2 separate regions of the Homo sapiens genome follow, and region 2 is linked to region 1. The links are chromatin contacts, found by Hi-C in ENCODE. All regions are on one chromosome and are shown on one strand. The core of a region is the stretch at or near the end of the contact, and the rest is flanking DNA. Distances in the headings are between cores, read along the strand shown.

The links. A loop is a pair of places that touch in the nucleus more often than their neighbours do. Pooled maps may share reads with other maps.
Region 2: a map of CD8-positive, alpha-beta T cell shows a loop between it and region 1 (10-fold over the local background). The contact joins the promoter of LCA5L here to the promoter of TTC3 in region 1. A Hi-C loop is called at or near these places in 1 of 168 maps with a recorded cell type or tissue (CD8-positive, alpha-beta T cell), 2 of 37 single-sample maps with no recorded cell type and 8 of 50 pooled maps.

What each region holds. Positions count from the first base shown.
Region 1 is chr21:37,071,615-37,074,812 of GRCh38, reverse strand. It overlaps TTC3 (tetratricopeptide repeat domain 3), which reads right to left and starts at 1,559. Exons shown (of 46, transcript NM_001330683.2): 1 at 1,340-1,559. PIGP (phosphatidylinositol glycan anchor biosynthesis class P) reads left to right here and starts at 1,742. Exons shown (of 5, transcript NM_153682.3): 1 at 1,742-1,813; 2 at 2,276-2,379. The coding sequence starts at 2,298. RefSeq lists silencers at 1,152-1,211, 1,432-1,751, 1,992-2,271 and an enhancer at 1,550-1,844.
Region 2 is chr21:39,444,236-39,447,433 of GRCh38, reverse strand. LCA5L (lebercilin LCA5 like) reads left to right here and starts at 1,656. Exons shown (of 11, transcript NM_152505.4): 1 at 1,656-1,709. The region is part of intron 8 of GET1-SH3BGR (GET1-SH3BGR readthrough); the gene reads right to left. It overlaps MIR6508 (microRNA 6508), which reads right to left and starts at 424; the gene lies at 365-424. It also overlaps a transcript of SH3BGR not described here. RefSeq lists a silencer at 1,486-1,745.

The DNA.
Region 1 (3,198 bases), core at 310-2,809:
AGACACCAAAACGCAGCCCTTGAGCGCAGAGCACGAAACCTTGAGCAATCGGAGCAGTAGCTGGGTCTCTAAGGGGTTTGAAGTTTCTTACCCTAGGTATCCTTATACTATATCCCATTTTCCTTAGGATAAATCGCAAATTTCTTGCAACAAAAAATGTCCTAACTAGAGTCGTAGTTATAAGGAAAAGGCTCTCTCCGGAGGAGTAAAATCTGTAAAATTTCTACCTTGTTTCCCTCGCCAGGATCTTGGGCAAAATGGAAAGAGATTTAGGTGAATGCCATAAAATACTCTATAAACCATTAAATATCATCAAGAACGCCTAAGGACCGCATCGCCCAGTAGGAGAGTGCATATATTTTGAAAGGTCTCTGCAACTGAGGGGGTTTTGGCGTCCAGGGCGCCACTGGAAAAGGCACGGCGCACTGGTACCAGCCCAAATTCACCTACGTCTCGGCTTCATTTTTTATCTTTGATCCCCCTATTCTGTCTCCTGAACAGGCTGGCTGAAGAGGCCACACTGGCAGCGTCAACACTGCGGAGCAGCTGGCCAGACTCGATCCTGTCCACCCCCCTTCCCATTAGCGTCTGTGGGAGAGAATGCTCAGAAAGAGGCGCGGGGGCGAGGGGAGCGGCGAGGTTACCCCCCTCCTGGGTCCGTTCCGTGGGGACAGGCCCTGGACTGGACTGCCAGTTCACACGAAAACAGGTGGCAACAGAGTCGTGACACGCACACACAGCAAGGGGTGTGCACGAACGTTCACGCTCACCAACGAAACCTGCACACAAGAGATACCCACTCGACAGAATTAAATCCGCACACAAGAGATCACGCACTCAACAGGACCCATGCGCAGACACTCTGCGTCACTCGGAGACACGCAAGGACGCACACTTGCGCGAGCAAGGCTCTAGGCGGGGGTCGCAATTGCAGAAGGCGCGGCCACGCGCGCTAGGGGACGCGCAGCCCACAGACAGGGGCAGTAACACAAAGGGGGGCCACCTGCAAGGCCGAGAGCGCCCACGCAGCCGCCAGGGAGCGCGGACACCGACACAAAAGGGGCGACGAGGCGACACGCGAGCGCCTCCACCCAGCGGAGGTGTCAGCCACGCACCGGCCGAGGCACGGGCAGCGGGGGGTTGCGCACAAAGGGACTACTCACACCCTCGCACCGGCATCCCAGGGCCTCGCTCGCGAAGGGGCACCAGACCAAGGGGGCAAACCCACTGGGGTAGGCAATGGCGGCCACACCCCCTCATCGCGCGGGACCCAACCCATGCAGACACAGTAGGCACCTCAGCGAGGGACGCGAGGAGACGCGCACACACCCACACTCACCACACACCCACGGAGGGGGTGTGGAAGGCCCCGCTCCCCCGGCATCTCGGCTGCAGCGGGACAAGGTGACACATCCGGGAGCCCGGCAGCGCGCCGGGTGTGCACTCACCCGGGCCCGCCGCCCGCGAGCCTCGGACGCGGGCAGCAGCAGCAGCAGCCGCCGCCGCCGCCGCCGCCACCTCCGGCCCTCCACGTCAGCCGACGGCGGGAGGGAGCGGGTGGCGGCGTTGAAGCGAGGTGCGTCACGTGGGCTGGCAGCGCGCGTGCGCAGTCGCACCCCACCGCCCCCTCCTTCGCCGTCGCGAGCCGCGGGATCACGCCCGCCCCCGCGCTCGCTGGCTCCCACCCGGGGAGGGTCGTTGTGCGCCTGCGCCAGGGTGGGGGTTGCCGTCGCGCCTAGGCCTTTCCCTCAGGTTTTCCTCTTCCCCACTGCGGCTCCCCAGTCGGCGCTTGCGCGGAGAACTCAGCGCTGAGGTGGCCGAGGTGTCGGGAGGGGCCTGGGTGGGCGTATGAAGGACCCGAGGTCGAGGGCCCCCCCATACCCCGCCTCGAATGAGAAATAGAAGTCTCCACGAATGGGCAGGGCCCGGGGCCTGGGCGCCGCGACCTAGTAGGCCCGCATGCTGGTGGGCGCCGCGCGAGCCTTGTTCCCTGCCCTCCCCTCCCACAGGGAGGCCACGCTTGCAGAGCTGGAGCGCGCGTCTATCGCCCCAGAACCCCCCTCCCTGCCCTATCCTCCGCCACCCCTTCTGTTGCGGGGCGCGCGCCAGCCTGGGTGTCTGTATGCGCTCGAGGCGGGGGCGCGGGTTGCGGACGGAGGCGCGGGAGGCGGTTCTGCGCGGCGGGGGCCGTACCCGCGGCGGAGCGAGGAGGCGAGAATGGATCAATGGTGCCACGGAGCACATCGCTGACGCTGATTGTGTTCCTTTTCCACAGATTGTCTAAAGCCCCAGGAAAAATGGTGGAAAATTCACCGTCGCCATTGCCAGAAAGAGCGATTTATGGCTTTGTTCTTTTCTTAAGCTCCCAATTTGGCTTCAGTAAGTACTTTCCTGATGGATGGCCAGGGGCTTTTTCTGGCGTTCAGTGACAAGGGAAGAATACATTGGTTAGACTGTGCACACATGAACTGTTGATTCTTTCTCCCTATGTCTCTTTTTAAGAAAATCTGAAGGGATCTCGTGTTTGCTGAGTGTTCCGTGTGCCAGCACTAGCCTAGGAGGTTTTAGTCTCTACAAATATTTATACAGCACCAGACGCGATGGCAAAGTGGATAAAGCCTGGTCCCTGCCCTTAAGGAGGTCGTGGTCTTGTGGAGGAGACAGATGGGTAAATCTACAGTTAATGCTCAGTGTGATGAGTGTCAGGGAGCACGGTGGAGAGACATTGAAACCAGACTGGAAAGTCAAGGCTTTCTACAGAGGCCTTTCCCCCTGGCACTGATGCTGATTAGGAAAGAGTAAGAGGGAGGGAAGAAGTGGAAAGGCCTTGAATGAGGGCGTGAGAGGGTTTGGACCCGAGGAGCTTGTGATGTCACCAGTGTGCCCTGCGGGATCTGGGGAACAGGAGAAGTAGGCCAGAGAAGTCGGGTTGAAAGGTGTGTCGTTTGCGTCCTGGATCTCCCTTAATTTAACCCCATAACATTCCATTTTACAGATAAGGAGACTGATGCTCACTAAGACACTAATATGCCCACTCACACAGCAAGTCCCAAGTCTCTCCCCAAAATGATTTGAGAATTTTGAGGCACACAAAAGGGAGAAAATTGAGTGCCCGTGATCCAACGTTCTGCAACTGTTTGGAAACCAGGAAAGTGGAGGAGTGGTAGTACTTCTGAACCCTAACTAAAATATATCAGC
Region 2 (3,198 bases), core at 407-2,906, 2.4 Mb before region 1:
AAAAAAAAAAAAAAAAAGCAAAAGCGAAAGCAAAGAAAGATTCAAGGGCAGATTTGCAGTGACTTATCATGTCTACAGACTGGGAAAAGCTGGTAGAAAAGAGGAGGAAACCATTCTCAGGAAACTCTACCTTTCAATTCCTCCAGTCATGAGCTCCAGGGTTGGATGCTCCCGCAATGGCAAAACTCCGCTCTCGTTACTGTCATGGGGCCACCACCACCCACCAAGCATCAGCCCATCTTTCCATAATGTCAAGTCTAGAGTGACATTTGTCTAATGTTTGCCTACCTGGAGATGTTGCCCCGCCCACCACCACCAGCAAAAACAACCGGCACCCATCTTATACGGATAATTCCCTACCTAAGGAGTTCTAGAAATGCATGGCCCACCAAAACTCAGGGTGGGTCATGCATTTCTAGAGGAAGAAATGGTGATATGGAGAGAAAGCTTGTCCTAACCCACTTCTACCAAAGTAGGATTAAAGTCAATTTGAAAAAAAACACCCGTTTCTCCTTTTATATAAAAACCAAATGCAGAAACTATAGAGAAATGTAATAAGCTTGACTCTACACAAATACCAAAATACACTGTAAACAAAATTAAAGGTAACTGACAAATTGAGGAAATATTTGCAACGTATATCACAAGCCAAGTTTTCAAGCATCAAAAGTCCTTACAAAACCCATTTTTACAAAGATGAATGTCAAGTTTTAAAATGGACAAAAGACAGGAAAATGCAAATCACACAATAAGGACAAATGGCACTCAAGATATGGGAAAAAGTCTATTCTTCCTACTAAAAAGGAAGTGAATACAATTAAAGATGCCAATTTTTGACAATAAAATGGGCAAAAAAATTTTAAGAAAAAAGAGAATTTCCAATGCGGGCCAAGTATCGGGACACTTACTGGAAGGCAGTTTCCCTCTACCTTTAGAAAGCCTCAAAGTGAGCATATGCTTTGGCCCTGCAACCTCGCTTGTAGGAATTTATCCTAAGGAAACAGTCAGGGGTGACCTCAAAGATTCATCTGCAAGGATATTCAACATGGCTTTGATGCAGGAAAAAAAGTAAATAAATAAAAGGAAACAATGTAAGTCTTCCTAAATTATGCCAAATTCCTATGCTGTCATTAAAAAACATCTATAACTCCATCATCTAGGTGATTTTGACTTTTGCTTTGGACTTGCCTGTACATTTCTAAATTCTCTATGCCAAACATGCATTGTTTTGTCATCAGATTTTGTTTTACAAAAAAAAAAAAAAAATCGTCTTTATGACAAGGGGTTAATAGGGGAACTGTGCTTCCCAGGAATTGACCAGGCGTCTACACCCACCTACTGACTCAAGTTACCTAAGACTGACAGAGCCTTAAGAGGTCAGGAGAGCGCCAGAGCGCGTGACAGGCTCCCTCGTCTCGGTGCGGCCACGCGGGAAGGCAGGGTCCCGGGCGCCGAACAGGGACGGCAGGAGGATCGTTTACAGACGTCTACACAAGAAACTCACTTCCCGTCACCGAAGACAAACGCGAGGCCACACTGACCTCCAGGCCCAAGACGCCCCTCCCCGCCGCGGCTCCTGCTGCCCGAGTGCGCATGCGCGCGCCCAGCCCCCGCAGGCCGGCGCTTCCCAGGAGGCCCCGCGCGCGGGTTTCCATGGGGACGCGCCGGCGCTGCGGCGTTGGCGCAGTCGTGGGAACAGCGCGGAGCAGGTAACGGCCCCGCTGCTGCCGTCGTCCCCCTCAGCCGGTTACCCTGTTACAGCCCCAGCTCTGGGCCCTTCCGGACCCTCCTGCTACGCTCTTTCTGGGCTTCCAGTATCGCCGGTCACTCAGTCCTCGCCCCTGCCTGCCTCGCTGGCGCCCCGCCGTTTCCTCCTCGCGGCACAGTTTGCCAAGGAACAGCTACCCCGGCTCGGCAGTGACCGGGCGCCCCGGCGACACACGTACTCTCAGGCCCGCTGGGCAGGGGGACGGCCTGGGCCGAGGTGACCTAGCGCTCCCGGGGCCGCGCCTGGGTCTGGCGAGGGGGCGGAGGCCGATCTCACCGCCGCCCCACCGAGGGAACTTTGGGGTTTTTCTATCTGAATCTTCTATCTGACCTCCGATTTTGCCTCTGCTTACTTGCTGTTTTGCTTTGGATTAGTTTTTCTTTCTAACCTTAGCGCTGGCATCTCCCTATCTCGTAGGAATCTAAATCTTTTGAAATGTCTTCTCTGTCTGTGTTTGTCCCCCACTCACCCAGCCTCGGGGCTCTTTATCCACACCCTCCCCTCAGCGTGTTAACGTTTCGTTGCCACACTTAAGCCAACGGTTAACTTTTTTCAGAGACCAGTTTTCACGGCTGAATGTGAGCTTGAGCCTTTTTTCTGTCTACACTCAATCCCTAGATGAACTCATCCAGTCGCCTGTACTCAGAGCCTATCTGAATTCCAGTGAGCCCCAAGTGTGCATTCCCAGCCCTCGCCCCTCCCCTGAACACCAGATCCCTGCATTTAGCTGCCTGCCACATCCCTACTTGGATGTCTACGGCATCTCAAACACAGCTCGTCCAAGATAGCGCTCAATAATTCCCCAAGCCAAGCCTGTCCTCCCACAATCTTAATCCATCATAGTTGCTGGAAATTCCATCCTCCAGTTGCCCGAGTCTTGCATCCTGTTTGAGTCCTGTTTTTCTCTTCCTCACCTTCAGTCTGTCAGCACTGCCTTCAAAATGCACCCAGAATAGATTCACAATTCTACCATTTCTCTCAACCGCCACTGTCACCACCTTGGTCCAGGCCCCCATCATCTGGTGCGTGGATTATTTTACTTGCTTCCTAATTGGTTTCCCTGAGTCTGCCCCTCCCCCACTTGAGCATGACAGTCTTAATGGTATTTCCCCGTTCTCTGTTATTTCGTATGAGTAAGTTTTTTAAAGGATTATATAAATTACAATTTCCTTATATAAATTACAACTTCCATAGGTAAAAGTGCAGTATTTTCAGTATGTATTTTGCAAATTGCAACTTTTAAACCGGGTCAGCAAGGCCATATAAGCATCCTGCTAACAAGCTAAAAATGTAAAGACACCCCTTAGCTTTGTTAGGTATAAATATGACAGTGCCCCTGGAACAGAACTATGGCAAGAGCTTTACAAGGGACTGTCCTGAAGAACAAAAGAACCCAGAGCCTTCTTCCCAGCGCAAAGACAGGAATCATG